2 separate regions of the Mus musculus genome follow, and region 2 is linked to region 1. Evidence: chromatin loops called from intact Hi-C (ENCODE). Cell type or tissue: heart. All regions are shown on one strand. Each heading gives the region's core, and the rest is flanking DNA. Links, peaks and the distances in the headings are about the cores only. Region 1 holds the start of Ipo9 (importin 9). Region 2 overlaps Ipo9 (importin 9).

What was found. Hi-C counts contacts between places; a loop is a spot of excess contacts. Peaks named below come from ENCODE experiments on the same cell type or tissue, not always from the same donor. Only the 100,000 strongest peaks of a DNase experiment are listed, where the experiment ranks them.
Region 2: it touches region 1 in a loop (2.5-fold over the local background); 8 of 42 quality-filtered maps call a loop at or near these places.

What each region holds. Positions count from the first base shown.
Region 1 is chr1:135,427,286-135,435,796 of GRCm38, forward strand. Ipo9 (importin 9) reads right to left here and starts at 3,206. Exons shown (of 24, transcript NM_153774.1): 1 at 2,983-3,206. The coding sequence starts at 3,145. Nav1 (neuron navigator 1) reads right to left here. Exons shown (of 30, transcript NM_173437.2): 30 at 7,295-8,511. In heart, for the core only: a CTCF peak has its summit at 3,320 (motif pointing left); a DNase peak (open chromatin) is centred at 3,216; H3K4me3 peaks cover 3,213 bases; H3K27ac peaks cover 1,960 bases.
Region 2 is chr1:135,377,659-135,386,169 of GRCm38, forward strand. Ipo9 (importin 9) reads right to left here. Exons shown (of 24, transcript NM_153774.1): 23 at 8,269-8,345; 24 at 4,657-7,819. The coding sequence ends at 7,709. Among named protein-coding and RNA genes, the nearest start is that of Shisa4, 6.9 kb to the left of the region's middle. In heart, for the core only: a CTCF peak has its summit at 4,112 (motif pointing left); a DNase peak (open chromatin) is centred at 1,073; H3K4me3 peaks cover 435 bases; H3K27ac peaks cover 1,407 bases.

The sequences.
Region 1 (8,511 bases), core at 86-8,085:
GGCTAGAATGCATAAGGCCCTGGGTTCAACCCTAAGCATAGAAGAAAAAAGGAAGAAAAGAAAAGAAAAAGAAAAAAGACAAAAAACGTAGTTAAGGGCAAATGATGTGTGTGAGTGGAGGTATGCATGTATTCATTTCTAACAAATAAAAATAAGTAGCAAGAGGAAAAAAAGACAGGTCTAAACCTAGTTATTTTTACAAAACTGTCAGCTCTGCTAGCTAGAGAACACAGGACCGCACATGGAAGGTACGCATTCGAGCACTTAGGGTTCTTCTTGAAGCAAAGTAGGGAACTGAAAGAGGAAAGAAGCAAAGCATCAACATGCCAGAAACAAAGAGGTGACATCGGAAAGCAGTCTTACCATAAGCGGAATTAAAACAGTGGAAGAGGAAGGAGAAGGAGGAAGAGGAGGAAGAGGACGAGAAGTAGAAGGAGGAGGAGAAGAAGGAGGAGGAGGAGAAGGAGAAGAAGAAGCAACAGCAGCAGTTGTTGTTGACAGAACATTAAGATTCAGAGTCAATAGACCTTTGGGAATCTACACATCTCTTGTCTGATGCCCATGTTAATGTATGCTTGACATATGTCAGTCTACAAATGAAACAATTACAAGAACATGCTAATAAATAAAAACACTTTTACTTTTACCCTATGTGGGCAGAACTAAATTTTTACAAACTCTGCTAATCGAACTCAAACTCTAATCCTCTTAGGAAAAAGGGGACAATTGTCTGCTGGCTACCACACGACTCCGAGTGACACTCAGTGACAACGAGGCTCTAACTATGCAAAGTCTGCAGGCTCCCCTAGATCCCAGTGCTTAGGGACAGGGCAAGAGCAGGAGCTCAAGAAACATTTTCATTACAGAAACAATTTCCTCACCATCCAGGACTAAGAAGCTCGTGAACTCCCCCTAGGAGACCAGGTGCTGTCATTTCATGTAAAGAAGGGCCACAGCCAAAGAAGCTGTTAGAAGCGAACCTTTAGAAAGTATCTCAGAGTTAGCCAGTATGTAAAATTGGAGATGCTCAGGACCCAATGGGAGAGATTACTGTTAAAGACCCCTCCCGGAAAAGACTCTTAAGGAATGAACCACTATCCTCTAAATAAAAACAGGTATAGAAGGGGACAAGACTATTTTAAAGCCACTGAAGACTATTTTAAAGCCAATATTACTATATTCAACTCCAGACTTGATCCACCTCTGTAACCACATTCTGTACTTGAGTCATATACCTCACTACCAGCCGCCATTCCTGTTACTGTATCAGAGCTTGCCCCTGCCTCTCAGCAGGCCACTCACACATTATCAGTAGGTTATGGGGACAGGAGGGAGAACTGAGGTGGCCTTTATCAATTTACTCATCAGTGATCAGATCGAAATTCTGTACTTTTGATTTCAAGATCCCAAAAGGTAACAAGAGTAGGTGACAAGAACTTCAAAACGATCTCAAGGACGGTATAGGTGGCTGTGCCCTAGATGAGGCCATAGCATCTGGCTATGAGTTGAAGAAGAAATCAGAGTAAGACTAGAACTATTGTACAGTCTAAACATAAGCCGGCCTTTCACAGTTAAGGTGACAGCCATACATTTGGGATTAGCTCAAACACTGGGTATCATTCATGGGAGGTTTAATTAAGGATCGGTTTGCATCAGCCCAGCAACTAAATGCAAGTAACAAGTTAAACTTAGTAAGGTTTCTGCCCATCAGCGTTCTTTCTTTATACCGAGGGAGGCAGAGGCATGAACTGTAAAGTCAAGGAATTTGACCTAGAAACCTCAGGACAAGTTAGTTATGTGCTTCGTTCCAATAGCTTTCTTCCATTCACGGTTCCCTCTCTTAAGAGTCTGGTAATGTTATAAAACTACACCTGGCCTTTCAAAATAGTCTCTAACCTATTAAATCCCAATAGTCCCAACAGAAGGAAACTTGCCTTCAATAGTTGGTCATATTAGAGGATATAAAAACTAAATTCAAGGGAGGTTCCCCCACCACATCCACTTCTTTTCAATAAAAAGTCCTGCAGGAGTATTAACTCAAGGCTTTGAGGGTGGTTGGTCAAATATGGAAACAATCTCCCATATTTCTGAGGAAGCCTAAGTTTAAGGAGCAGTGGAAATATTCCCTTGAGCTTGGGGATTCCGAGGATCTGGAATTCCGAATCAGGTACGTTTCTTACATAAAGACCAAGGAGACTTGACCCTTTTTTCTGTTCTTTGTGAAAACAGGCCCGCTGAAAGCCCACTAAACAGGAAATTAAAAGAAAACGTCAAGCTAATAGTTTCTTCTCTAACACGTTAAAGAACATAACGGGAGGATGAGAACAAAGAATCTAAAACAAAGGAAGATCGGTTCCTGTACATAGAAATGCACAGTAATTTAATAATTGCCATTAAGTCTTTAAAAAACAAAAAACAAACGGGAAGCATGGTCGGAAAGTGAAGCGTCGTATGCATCGGATTGAGTTGATTTCTAGGAAAACGTGATGTGTCTGAACAACCAGCCAGATTTAAAACTCTGATGCTGAAACTTGTTCGATGGTGGCCGCCTCCTTAAGGGCCTTACTTCTGGCTCTTCTCTAGCTCCCTTCCCTGATCCCACTACAACAGAGCTGGTGAAGAAAACGGCAAAAAGACCTTGTCTTGGGCTCAGAGATCATCTAGATTGCGCGACACCGCCAGCACCACGTCGAACTTCATTTCTGTCCTCGGCAGAACCCCGCCACTATCTATCTATCTTTTCAAGTCTTCCCCCACCCCATCCCCGCTAAGGCTCCACCTCCCCCGACCCTTTCCTTTCAGACGCGCCACCCTTCTTCTAGGACTTTCCCAGCCACCAGCGGCACCCCCACCCCCACGTTTCCTAATCCACTCCTGACGCCCACCTCTCCGCTGGCTCAAGATCCCCAAATCCCTACGGTCAGCGGACTGTGCGGCCGGCCCTGGTCCGAACCATCCTCGTGACGGTCCCGCCTCACTCACCCTCTGTCACCTCCAGCACCTTAATCTGCTCCTCTGCAGCCGCCCGCACCTCCTGCACCGGGGACAGGATTCCGGTGAGGGTATCCACCAACGCCTCCTTCAATCCCTGTGCCACTGGACCCGGCAGCCCAGAAGCCGCACCAGCTGCCGCCGCTGCCGCCATCTTTCCTCCCCTCAGCCCGCCAGCCCCGCGGCCGGGACCCGCCACCGAATGACGGCTCCCGCGTACGGCCAATCCGCGAAGCCGCGCCTGCGCACCTAAGTACGCGGGAGCGGGCGGGGGGCGGGGATAGAGCGCAGCCTCGGGAGACAGCGCCTTCTGCTGCCGGAACCGAACCGCGATTCGCGGGCCAGGAAAGCTTTGGGCGTCTATGCACACACAGAATTCTCATAACGGTTTGTAGTCCTGAAGTCGCACGCGCTGTTAGAAAACGCGCTTGGAATAAAGGCGCGTAACCTTTGATGGCAAGGCCCTGATGGCAAGGGAGCAAGAAAGCTAATCCCGAGGGCGTGAGCACAGAAGGCCCTGCACCTTGTCTGCTGTGGATTGTAGTGGGATTGTAGATGCCCTCCCTCGCCTCGCCCATCACCGCTCTCTACCTGCATGATTCTAGGCCCAGATTTAAGATGAGTTAGGACAGAGGTCGGGCCTTAAGGAAGGGGGTCAGAATAGCATCTTTTTAAAACTAACACCCCTCCCCTCAACTAAAAACAGCAGTTATTCAGTTGGCTCCGTTTACAGTTTAGCTTTAGAGATCCTAAGATGCTGGGGAGCGGACAGGGAAAAGGAGACACGCAGAAAAACTGAAGTGAAATTGGCAGTGGGGAGTGGTTGCTTTAGAAAAATCCAGTCTTCTAGCTTTTTAGCTTAGATGAACCCAATGTCAAAAAGGGCTGTCCAGGGGAGACTACCTACAGGCGAAGGAGCATTTTTCTAGAATGATTTTTTTAAAAAAAATATTATCTACCTATTTGTCGTTATCTTGTTTTGAGACAAGGTCATATGTGGCCCAGACTAGCCTCAAACTTGCTCTGTAGCCCACACTGGCCTTGAACTCCCTTATCTTGATCTTTCTGTTTTCACCTCCCCCATTGCAGAGATTGCAGGTATGTGCCACCACACATGGCTCTAGAGTGATTCTATGAGTGTGACTACTATGAGTGAATCCTGCAAATATATAGCATTACTTAATTTTTTAAAAAGTGTTGGGGGAGGCCGGATGAAAGACACCCAAGCACCTGCCGTGGCTACCACTACGATGGATGAATGTGTGATGGGGAGATGGGAAAGATGGGGAGTGTGGTGGAGATGGAGGAGGAAACCAAGCTGAAGGGTTCATATACTGTGGAGAAAGGTGGAACTAGGGACTTGAAGGCAGTGAAGAATAGGGGGATATGAGGAGGCCATGCTGAGGTCCTGGCTCCAGCTGCCCCCAAGGGCCATGTCTGGGTTCCTGGTCCTGCTGCAGCTGGAGTTGCAGTCTGTGTCAATGTCTGGCACCTGAATTAGCATCAAAGGCAAAGTGGATGTCAGTGGTCTGGGCTGCTACCAGAGACCATGTGGATATCTGAGAGGCATGCTGCCAGAGGGAGGGGAGACATGCTAATCTGAATGGCTGCACTTGATACCGTGGGACATCTGGATCCATACTGCTTCGGGGGTCCACCTGTCTGGGTTAGAGGTCCTATGGCAACCAGGTCTGTGTTGATATCCCAGGCTGTTTTACCACCAAAGGCCATGCAGATGTCCCTGGTCAGGACTGCTGCCTGAGGCACTATTCTGAGCTGGCCCTGCCCCTCGCCTGGGCAACATAGTAGAGCTGACCCTGAGGGCAAGGGACTGGGTAAGCTAGCCCTGAGGACATGAACACAGAAGGCCCTGCACCTTGTCTGCTGTGGATTGTGGCCGGCAAGGGAGAGATGCCCTTACCCCACCCGACCCCTCTCTACCTGCAGTAGGTGGGAGAGCTGGCCCTGCCCCTCACCTTAGGAGAGTGGGCCCTGCACCTTGCCTGGGCAGCACAGTAGAGCTGGCCCCAGTGTCGAATGCACCGGTGAGACATCCATGCGGATCTGAGAGAAGAGTTGAGGCCGCCTCTTACTGACTGTGCTGCTGAGCTACTGGAGAGCTTACCCTGGGGGTGCAGGGGCGGGCTGACCAACTCAGCTACCCAGGCCCAGATCCAGGGCTTTGAGTTTGCCTATTCCAACATCTACCCCATCTATGATCTGCTAGAGTATGTAAAGGGGCTGGTCCTGCAGATCCAGAGCTGCAGGATCTCCACGACACAGACCAACAACAGGAGATCTGAGAGGAGTCCCCATGAGGATCCAGGAGTGGTAGTGTAGCAGAACCCAGAGCCCTCGCAACAGACCAAGGACTCTCTGCAAAGAACATTTGCAAGTAAAGATATGTGGACAAAAGGGTGTACTGGGTGACACACTATGACATACTACAGTTCCCACAACTAGATATTTGGGGTTTTCTTTTTTTTGTTTGTTTGTTTTTTGTTTTATTCTATTTTATTGGGGGGGAGGGGTTTGCAAGAGTGGAGGGCAGATATGAAGGGATGGGAAGATGAGTGGAATTGGGGTACATGATGTGAAATTCACAAAGAAATCAATAAAACGTTTTTTTAAAGTGTGTGTGTGTGTGTGTGTGTGTGTGTGTGTGTGTGTGTGTACACGTGTACGCGTGCGCGCCATGCCTTGGGACACCTGTAGAGGTTAGAGGATAACTTAGTGTGGAGTTTATCTTCCGCCCCGTTTATGTCACTCAGGTTGTCAGGTGTGACAAGTACTTCACTGCCCCCTGAGCCATGAGCCATCAAGTTAGCCCAACATCCTTCCCACCACCACTTCAGGGAAGTCACGATGGAAGGGCTGAGGGAGAAAGAGTACTTTAATATGGCTATCCAGGGTGGTCACAGGAAATGGCCACAACCTAAAGCCTCCACCCAACAGAGCAAGTGGAGGAGATTGGAGCAAGGGATTAAACTGCAGGCCACACTCGGTGGCAGGAGGGATGGAGTGACTTATGCTGTTGGCACTTGGAGCAGGTGTTTCTTGGTAAGCTGCTAAGATTTAGTGCCTTAGATGCGAATATTTTCTAGGAACATTTCTCTTATTCACCAGCTAGCAGTTTCAAAAGACAGCTCAAGACTGGTTGCTAAACTGATAATGACTGCAGCTTAAGTGGCCTAATCTGAAAATTCTTTGAAAAGAACATTCTTGAGGAGTGCTCTAAACCCATCTGTTACCTCCTGGTTGTCAAAGAGGGCCAAGGTGGCCTGTGTCACCATGGTGCTTTCAGAGGAAAGAGAGTGCCTCTTGATTCTGCAGCTCCATAGTGGGGAACAGTAAGGCTTATTTTCTTCTGTGTTACAGTGGCCAGGAGAAACTGAACTCCATTAAAATAGCTGTCCTTGGAGGCAAGTTTGTTTTGCTTCCAAAAGAAAATGTGTTTCTCAACCTTCCTAATGCTGTGACCCTTTAATAGTTACTTTGTGATCCCCAACTATAATATTTTTGTTGCTCCTTCATAACTGTAATTCCATTACTGTTATGAATTGTAATGTAAATATCTGATATGCAGGACATCAGACCCTTGTGAAAGAGTCATTCAACCCCCAAAGGGGTCTCGGCCCACAGATTGAGGATCGTTGGTCTAGAGGCTAGATTGAGAACTCAAGACCTTCCCCCACCCCCACCCCAAGCCTGGAAGCCTTGCTTTCTGGTAAGGGAAGCTGTCATAGTTAGCTTAAGCTATTAACTTGACACAAACTAGAATTACCTGTGAAGAAAGAACCTCATCTGAAGAATTAACTGCATCAGGTTGGCCTGTAGCCAAGTTTGGGAACCATTTCTTAATTGCTAATTGACATAGTGGAAGCCAGCCCACTGTAGTTAGTTCCATCCCCAGGCAGGTGGGCCTAGGCTAAGACCAAAGGGAGCAATCCAGTAAGCAGCACTCTTAAGTGGCTGTGGGTCCAAGCCTCTTCCTAGAGTTCCTGGCCTTGGCTTCCCTTTATAATGGACTATAACCTGTAAGATGAAATAAAAACCCTCCCCACATTGCTTTTGCTCATATAATCTGCAGCTGAAATAATGCAGGACAGAACTGTCCACAGTGTACAAAGTAGGGTTCTCTCCTGCCCACAAAACAGAAGTAAAGACTCCTGCTTATTAGCATTTGGTTGGGGTAATTTAAAAGCAGGTGGGGTTTGCTTCTGAGTTAGGCAAAGGACCACGAGCTATTTGTCATAGCATACCAAGCATTAAGATAGATGGACACAGAAACCAAGCAGAGAGAAACCAGAGGACAATACAGGAGATAACTTTATTGAAACGCAAATGGCAGCAAACAGATGAAATCTGCTGGATGGAGACATGCCTGGTCGGCAGAGGACCCAGGGAAGGGTAGCCTCAGTGGCGATGGAGGAAGGCCATTTCAGCTGGCCAAGGCATGGATTTCATTTTCAACCAATTTTTTTTCATTTAAAATGAATTACTGAGGGGACAGCCCAGCTCTCTTCGTGATTGTTACCGCAACTATATACAACAATTTGCTTTCCAGATTCAGTTCTGCCTTTTCTACATCAGGTATAAAAGGGGACAGACTGGAATGGTGAGGGTCAAATGAGAAGAAAATAAGACAAACATACAGACACACACATATCCTGGTTTGGGATTTTTCTACCCAGTAAGTTTTAAAAAGTGAACATTCTTGCCCATCCTCCACCTGAGGAATGCCGTGCATTTGAGAAACAGACTCTTACATGAGCAGTGCTGTGTAAAACAGGATAGGGAGGGGGAGGAAAGGAAGCCACCAGGGCCTGGAACTCACTATAAATTTGTTTTGTTAAAAGCAATAAACCGAACAGCATTAGGAAGTGGGGTGGGGTGCAGCAGAGCTATATGGGAAACTGGCTGCTGGGTGGGAGTTTGCTCTTTTTTATCTTCCTTCTTAGAGAAATGCCATGGAAGCAGGATGGTGTCACAGGAGCTGGGAGGCAGGGAGGCAGGATGAGGCCACAGGAGCTGGGATGCAGGATGAGGCCACAGGAGCTGGGATGCAGGGAGGCAGGATGAGGTCACAGGAGCTGGGATGCAGGGATGCAGGATGAGGCCACAGGAGCTGGGATGCAGGATGAGGCCACAGGAGCTGGGATGCAGGGAGGCAGGATGAGGTCACAGGAGCTGGGATGCAGGATGAGGCCACAGGAGCTGGGATGCAGGATGAGGCCACAGGAGCTGGGATGCAGGATGAGGCCACAGGAGCTGGCTGGATGGTAAGGAGGGTTATTTTGGTGTAAATGTTTTACTCCTGCTCGCCTTGGACTTTAGTCCCTCCTTCCAGTGCTTAGTCCCTGAGCTCAGGAGACCCGATACTAGTGATTTTTAATACTCTACACAAAAGTGCTTTTATAGAAGGGGAACTGACAAATTTGAAACAAAACCACTTCTCAAAGTCTCAACTCTTCCATGGCCATAGCAACTAGTTTGTGAGTTTGGAAATCTATGAAGCTC
Region 2 (8,511 bases), core at 300-8,299, 49 kb before region 1:
ACCTCTGGAACAGCAGTCAGTGCTCTTAACCTCTGAGCCATCTCTCCAGCACTGGTATCTTGTTTATAAAAAACAAAACACTTTATTACTTTTATTTGTGTGACATTAGGTAAGAGGATAAATTGTAAGAATTCATTTTCTCCTCCCAACATGTAGGTTCGAGGGATCTTAACTCAGGTCTTTAGGCTTGGCAATGATTGCATTTTTCAGCTGACCCATCTCACTGGCCCACTCCCCTGACCCCTCCCCCCTTTAAAACAAAACGAAACAAAAACAGATTCTCATGTATAGCCCTGGCTGGCCTGGAGCTTGAAGGCTGGCCTCTAACTCATAGAGATCCAGCTGCCTCTGCCTCCCAAGTGCTGGGATTGAGGGCGTGAACTACCATACCCAGTTACGTCAGTGGCTTTGTGTTTGGAAAATTCTAGGATAGGGGATTAGGATTCAGAGCGAGGGTGCCCACGCAGGTTGGGATTCTCATGTACGAACATGCACACAGTCATGGACAAAGGGTGGCCTTGCCTCAAAACTCTCAGTGCTGGCAGAAGCACGTGACCCACTACTTCCCGACTGGCCCTTCTTGACAGGGGATGCTGAAGCACAGAAATGAATAGTGAGCATGCGCTGTATTTCCATAGTGGACCCAAGTCCTGAGAGGACCATGGAGCAAAGACTGAGGAACGGGAGTGAAGACTTGCAAAAGATAGTGTTCTTTATATTTGTTCTTGTAGTAGTGGGCACCTTTGAGGGGAGGTCAAAGGTACTGGCCAGTGTGGGGTGTCACCCTGCCACCCAGCTACTGATAGAAAGGGGTACTCTTCCTCCAGAGGGTTTATAATGTCTTCAAGGACCTCTCAGAATGCCAGGCTCCTGCTGGTCTGCAGTGTTCTCTGCAAGCTGAGTGAAGCTACTGCAGTGTGGACTCCAGCATGGAGGATGAAGCGGGTAGATGAACTGGTGCGAGTGGAAGGAGCGGCCACCGTCTTAGGCAGTCTGTCTGGCCCTAGGAGCCGCCCAGGCAGTGAGGTGTATGGAGAGTGCCAGGTTATCTTTAAATGGCACTTTACTCAGCCTGCAGCTCTGCCAGCTGGGCAGGGTGGGGGCAGACAAGTTATTTTGAGATCTGAGAGTGAGTGCGAAGGCTGTTTACAGCTCTCCTGTCTGTCCCCTCTCCTGGGAAGAGCTTAGGGCCAGATCCTCGTCTCAAAACTCAGCACTCCAGCTGGGGTTTGTGTGCAGCCATCCTAGCACAGATGGGAACTGTTGAATTCGGACGCACAGGAACTTTCTTAACACATTTAGGTGATGATAATTCCATTAGATTCAAGGTCATACTAGCAAACTAAACCTAAGCCTCACTTCAAAGTGCTTTGTATTGTACTGGCTTTATTTAATTCTTACAGTCCCCTGTGGTACAGATACCAACATACCTGTTCTGTGGATTTGGAAAGATAGAAATTTTAAATACATCTTGCCCAAAATTATCAAAGCTGGCATGTGGTCCTGCACAGACTCAAAATCCAGCCTGGCTCCAGAGCCCATGTTGTGAACCACAAACTACGTGTCCTGCTCTGCCACTTCCTGACTGCTAGCTCAAAGCCACCTGACCCCTCTGGTCTTGCTGCTCTCTTGTAGAAACTCCACCCTGTCTTTCTGGCTGGAGAGGGCTTAAGGTGAAGCTAAGGTGTCACTGGCCTGGCTTCTCTGCCATTGCTAGCTAACCTTCTGGTCAGGGATGAGGAGAGAAGCTGTCGAGGGAAATGAGAGTTAAGAATCTGCTCAACTACAAAGTCAGATGTAAAAATGATTTCTTCTTTTTGGGACAGAGTTTTCTGTGTACTCTTAGCTGTCCCGGAACTCACTATATATAGACCAGGCTGGCCTTGAAGTCAGAGGTTAGCCTGCCCACCTGCTTCTGTCTCCTAAGTGCTGAGATTAAAGGTATGCACACCTGGTTGAAAAAAAAATTTTTTTTTAAATTGAAATGGATCAGACTGAGTCTACCCTACCACCTAGTGGGGGAATTTAGTGCCAAACTCTGGGGTAAGCACTCCAGGCCTGTTTCCTCTGGTTTTAACACATACTCACAATATGCAGTAAGTTCTGGCCCATGTATACATCCTAGATATAGTGCTCTTCAGATATCCCCTGTGGCCTTCTTCCAAAGTCCGTTCCCAGGTCCTGACTCAGGCTCAGGGGACTTCCTACTGTGGGAGTCTAGGCCCCTCTTTTTACCCTCCCCCTCCCTCCAGGAGGCTCTGGGTTTGATTTCAGCTGAGCTTCCCGAGTTGGATCTAGAAGTGTAGCTATCCTCAAGAGTGGTTTTCCACCTTTCAAACCCCACTAAGGTGATGAATTACAAAGACTTTAATTACGTTCTGAGAATGAGAGGTGGTGGTGGTGGTGGTGGGGAAGCGAGAGCAAACCATTACACCAATAATTTGTCACAGATAACCATGGGAAAATTGCATAGTGGGTAGCAGGTGGGAGCTGGGGCAGCTCTACAGAGCTGTCCTCCCAAAGGCTCACCAAGCCTTGATTTAGCAGCGGCACTGGCATCTGTGGGGCTGAATTGAGTCACAGTCAAATCCAACCAGGCAAGTCATACAGCTAGCTCCCGCTCTGTGGCGGGGGCTAGGATGGGGCTCTTCTCACGTTCCGGGGAGCTGGGCATCAGTCCCCCATTTTACAGGCAGGGAAAGCAAGGTTCCTGTCCCAACCCCCTTTCCAGCTATATTGTTCTGCCAAGACTTGAAGGGCTCCCTGGGCCTTCTAGTCAGGCCTGGGGCTCACTGTTCTCCTTCTCAATGCATGCTTGCCACACAGGCATGAGAGACCTTTTGTTATCATCTAAAAACAAAACAAAAAAATGAGATCATTAGCTGGCTGGTGCCAACCTGCGTTATCCTCACAGAAAGGCAAATGGGTCACTGAGTTCGTAATTTTATTAACATGTACGTTTGGCTGCTTGCTGCTGGGATCTTCATAAAGCACTGAGATCTAGTGTCAGTCTGTGGGAGTGGGGCTTTGGCCATATGACTACCAACAGAACACTTGACCCCTGATGCAGAGGACCTGGTAACACTGAGTTCCTTTGGGGAACCTCTCCCCCGGGGGTCATCAAGCCTTCGCAAGGCTTCACTGACTCATCTCTTCTAGCCTGGTTCCGGTCTCAGCACATGCTGCCGCTCTTCCACTCAGCTCTGCTGCCAGATGGTGTTCCTACCTTCCATCGCCTCCAACTGCAGCTCAGGCTCCAAACCCCTTTTAGTTTCTCTTAGGTGGAGAGCCTTTCTCTGGAGGAAGCAGGCCTTGTTGGAGCCTCCTCGCCATTTGGCTCAGCTTATCTTTACAGCTTTTATTTTTGGCCTAGACTCCAGGAATCACAATAATGTTTTTTTTCTAGCTGGTGTAGAACCCTGGGTCTCATGAATGCTAACTGAGTGCTCTACCAGTACACTATACATCAGGCTCCACTTTTGTTTTTTTTTTTAAGACAGGGGTTCACTATGTAGCCCTGCTTGACCAGAAACTAGAGTTCTGCCCACTTCTCCCTCCACACCACTGACATTACAGTTGTGTGGGTTTCTGTTTGTTTGTTTTGGTCTTTCGAGACAGGGTTTCTCTGTGTAGCCCTGGCTGTCCTGGAACTCACTTTGTAGACCAGGCTGGCCTCGAACTCAGAAATCCACCTGCCTCAGCCTCCTGAGTGCTGGGATTAAAGGCGTGCGCCACCATGTCCGGATAGTTGTTTTACCAAGCCCAGTTCATTCTAACATTTCTACTGTGCTTATAAAAGATCCCTTCAGATGCAATTGTTTCATGACAATCTTATCTTAGTCACCTCCCACCCCTATAGAATATCCTACCCTCCCTTTGTCTGACTGGAGAGGTAAGAGCAACTATCGTTAAGTACAGGCTTCTTGGACAGTAATCTCACACTAGCAGGTAACATTCAGTATCTGCTCTCCTTTATTCATAAAAGGGTTAAGGAAAAGCACCTGCAGACTGGCGAGATGGCTCAGTGGGTAGGAGCACTGACTGCTCTTCCAAAGGCCTTGAGTTCAAATCCCAGCAACCACATGGTGGCGCACAACCATCAGTAATGAGATCTGACGCCCTCTTCTGGTGCATCTGAAGACAGCTACAGTGTACTTATGTACAATAATAAATACATCTTAAAAAAGAAAAAGGACTTCTGCAGGGTTGGCAGGTGTGAGGTCATCCACATAGACACGTCCACCAGCTTGGCATCTCAGCGCTCACATTTTAGCAAGATGCTTCACTGAAGGGTCACCTTCTTCATGCCAGTAACTCGGCTTCAATGCCATTACTGCTAGCCCAGTCTTTCTTTGGGGGTGGAGGTGACAGTACACAGTACCCATTTTTCTGATAATACTTGCCTCATTTGTCATTGATTTCTGATCTCATAATCAGCTTCCCTTGCCCCACTCCAAGACAAGGTCTTATGGGCCAGGAACTTGCTTTGTAGGCCAAGTTGACCTTGGACTCAGAGATTTGCCTGTCTCTTTAGTGCTGGAATTTAAGGTGGGCACCACCATGGAGCCCTGGGCCAGCTTCTTGAAAAAACCTAAGGCACTGGCCTACTGTATCTGACAGAAGCTTAATAGTCACTGAAACTGACAGGAGACAGAAGAGCCAGAAATGCACTTTTTATTCCGTCCTCAGGGCACAGCTGGCCTGGTGCAGTGCAGCGCTTGTCTGAACAAACCCATGAGTGCTGAGGCTGTCCTGAGCCCAGCCTTCTCAGCCATGTCACCACTTCCTCTAAACAGTCTAGGTCTTGGATGTCCTTTTACAGAGTATTGTCATTGGTCAGGATCCCTGAGAGGGACAGAGGTGGAGGAAAATCTGCAGTATCCTAGACCATAACCTGGGCCCACACTGGAGTTTTTTGGACTCCTAACACTCAGTACTTTTAATGAGGTACACAGTACTCCAAATCTTTAATCTTCCCGATAAATACTGTCGCCAAACTCCTTTTCTTATACTTGATCTACTTGGATCCTAAATGTCACCCTTCCCAGGGGTTTCCTGTCATCTAAGATTTGATGAGCATTCTTTCCTTGTGTAGGTCAGTTTCTTTTGCAAATGGCTTCAAATGTCCTGGCATAAATCAACCCACTCATCTCCACAGTAAAGACCCACCCCCGTTCTCCCACGAAGGCTGACTTGTCGCTCGGCTGGTCAGTGCTCACTTTACTTCTCTGGGGTACTTAGGACAGCTAACAAGAGCTGAGGCTTGCTTTCATTAGCTCACCACTTTAGCTCCTAGCTCACAATGACCACCTCTCTCAGCCCCAGCCACTGCTTTCCCCGCTGACAGTCATCTGCTTTCGAACCATCTGTTGTAGGTTCATGCGTCTTAGTCAGGGGTTAGCGGAACAACTCTTTCTTGGAATCTCATCTGCTTTCTAGCTCTCCAGTGTTTCACCCACAACCTGGAAACCTTTGATCATAGGGAGCCCACACCTCTCATGAGTTCACTGGTCTTTTCTTAGTCTTCAACGGTCTGCCTCACCCCTTTCCCAAATGAAGTTGGCTTTCATAGGAGATAAAATATGAGCCAGAGTTCAACTTCGTCACACCAACAGAACTTTCTCCTTGCTCTCAGGAACAGTCTCTCGGCAGGATGGGAGATTTCACTGTTGCAGGAGTTAATTGCTCTGAAAACACAAGCATCTGTCCACCAGGGTGCAGAAGCCCCTCCACTTCCAATCAGTTATGTATGTTGGCCAGGATGGCTTCCTACAAACCTGCTTTTCAAGTTTTCTTAAGCCAGGAGCTTAGCCCTCCTACCAAAAGTGAACCATGAGAACAGGACAGACCCTTTGGACTAATTTTGGCACTACACACTGGGAACTGTTCTAATGTGCAGGCTTAGAATGAACCCACATCACTGTCGGCATATGAACTGGGGTCTCCAAGCTTCCTCAAACTCAGCAGGCCAGTGCTGCTAACCTGGTACCACTCTAATGTGACAAAACCATTAGACAACTTAATCATGTGGAATGGTCTACTGTTTTTAGCACCAAATCCAGTTGACTTTGAGGTCAACTATAGAACGAGGTTCCAAAGCTCTTACTGTGGTGTTTTTGGGTACCACTGGACAGGTATGTTATCATTTCTCTTTATCAGGAACTTCAACTTCAGGAGGAAAAGCAGCAAGGGCAGAGGCAATACTGGTCTCCACACCGCCAGCCAGAAGACAACTATACACACTTTCTTAGGCTCTTAAAAATAAAAGTGGAAACTTTAGTTAGTGCTTCTGAACTCAAGGTTGAGCACTAAGGACATCTGGTGGCGCAGTCAGTAACAAGCTGCCAAGTCCTTTGGTCCCAGGAAAGGCCTTATACGCCTTCTGCTTAAGTGGAGCTCAAGACCACTACATCCCCTTTCCTTTTTGTTAAAGCATCACCCCAAAGAAAAAGCTCCAGCTATTAAAAATGGAGCAGCAGACCCGGGCACTACCAAACAAAGGGAGCATGGGGCAACTACTCTGCTCTTAATCTTCACCCATTCTCAACTCATAATACGAGGGAACCCCACTGCAGGATGTCCTTATTTTTGTAGTACTGGGGACCGAACCCTGGGCCATCCTCCGCACGCTGTACCACTGACTCTTTAAACATATTTGGATGAAAAATACCAGTTCTCTAAGATTTTTGAGCTGCTTGCCAAATCACAGTAGGATGCTAAAATATGCTATGCTTTCTTCTGTTTTTTACTTTGCTTCTGGAAGGAAGAAACAGAAGGTGGAGGTGTTGAGACACCTTAGAGTATGCAGACTAAATTCATTTGTAAAGATCGCTTTACTGTCCTAGAAAAATACATGTTGTAAATTCAAGGGCTACAACTCAACCACTTCAGAGGATTCCTGAGGGATAGGGATACCTTTGAATATCAGACTCTGTGGTTATGTGCAGAAGAGGCATATTAAATATAGATGGGTCAAGCAGATTTAGAAATAAAAATCTCTTTCCTGATTTTTTTTCTTAAAAAAAAAAAAAAAAGACAAGTTGCCGTCTGTCTGGCTTGCTTTGTGTATGCATGTATATATAGGAACAGCCTGGGGGAGGGGCTGTGTCATGCAACGAAGCAAAGATGGGAATATGGAGCCTTTGACAGAGGACCCTTAGTGTTGCATGAGGAAAGCATGAAGGTGAAGTTACTGGAAATGGCTTAGTACGTGGCGGCTCCAGCTTCTCCTTACTGAAAACCTAGAGCATCACTGGCCGAGGGCAGAAGGCATAGGCAGAATGATCTCTCACGGGGCTCCTAACTGAACACATCAGATGTCCTATGAAAGAAACAGATATGCTTCTGAGTATTAATGGAAATGAATTCCTGTGCTCCTGAAGTGGGGCAAAATAACCAGGAACCCACATCCTCGGTATCAATGTTTCTGGTCTGGCCAACAGAGGATGCTAGGAATGAAGGGGGCAGAGCTGGGGAGAAAGACAGTTCCAGATTTGGGGTATCTTCACAGGACTTTGATAAATGTTCTTTGCTTTAGCTTTTAAAATGCCAGCCCTGGTAAGCAAGGGCTGAGTGTCAGTATCACTGTCCAGGCCGACGGCCAGAAGCCACTCCAGGCTGAGAAAAAGTGCATCTCAAGGCCAGAGAGGGCGGTAGAATGTTCTGTGGCTGGGCCAGGAGAGGAAGCACAGGCTGAAGACTCTCCTTTTTAGATGCCGATAGTCTGTAGGACCCGCCTCTCGTTGTCGTTAAGGTGGCATGAAAACATTATGTAACAGGGCTGCTGAGCAAACTGGCAAAGGAAGTCTGTGAGATACGCCTGCAGGAAGAAGGAGAGAGGCATCAGCAAGCATCCCCAAGGCCAACAGCATGCAGCAGGACAAGGACCACCAGCAAGCGGTACAGGAATGCTGGCTTTCAGACAATGCCTGCTTCCTAAGGGGTAGTTTTCACATCCGTGGAACTGATATACATACGTGACAGAATGCTATAGGGAACCCAAAAATATTTCCAAGGCTCCATCTCCTATTCCACCCAGAGAACTTTCACAAAGTAGACTCACTTTTGAGTGATTATTGCTGGTACAGATGACTGGATAAAAATCCCAGCACCCCCTCTGCCCCAGGGCTCTGAGCACCCAAACAGACAGCCACCCATCCCCACTTTCTTGCAGTTCTAATGACGAACCATGAATGGATTTGAACCCATTATATTGTTTCCATGGCTTGAACGATATTACTCGTAAGAATCTTCTATGGACACCCTCACCTGCAGATCAATCTGATAGAGAGGATCCTTCAGGGCATCGGGGTCATCTTCCTCATCGTCTTCATAGTAATCCTCCTCTGTTAGACACAGCCAACACAGGCGAGTCAGGACAGAGGCCCATCATCAGGCCAAAGATGCGTTTACTGCATGGCTGAGGCAGGCGGAAGGGGCAAAAGCCCAAGGAACATCCCTATAAGCCCACATCTCCTCTTTCTTAGGTACTCCATTTTGGGCACCAGTGTG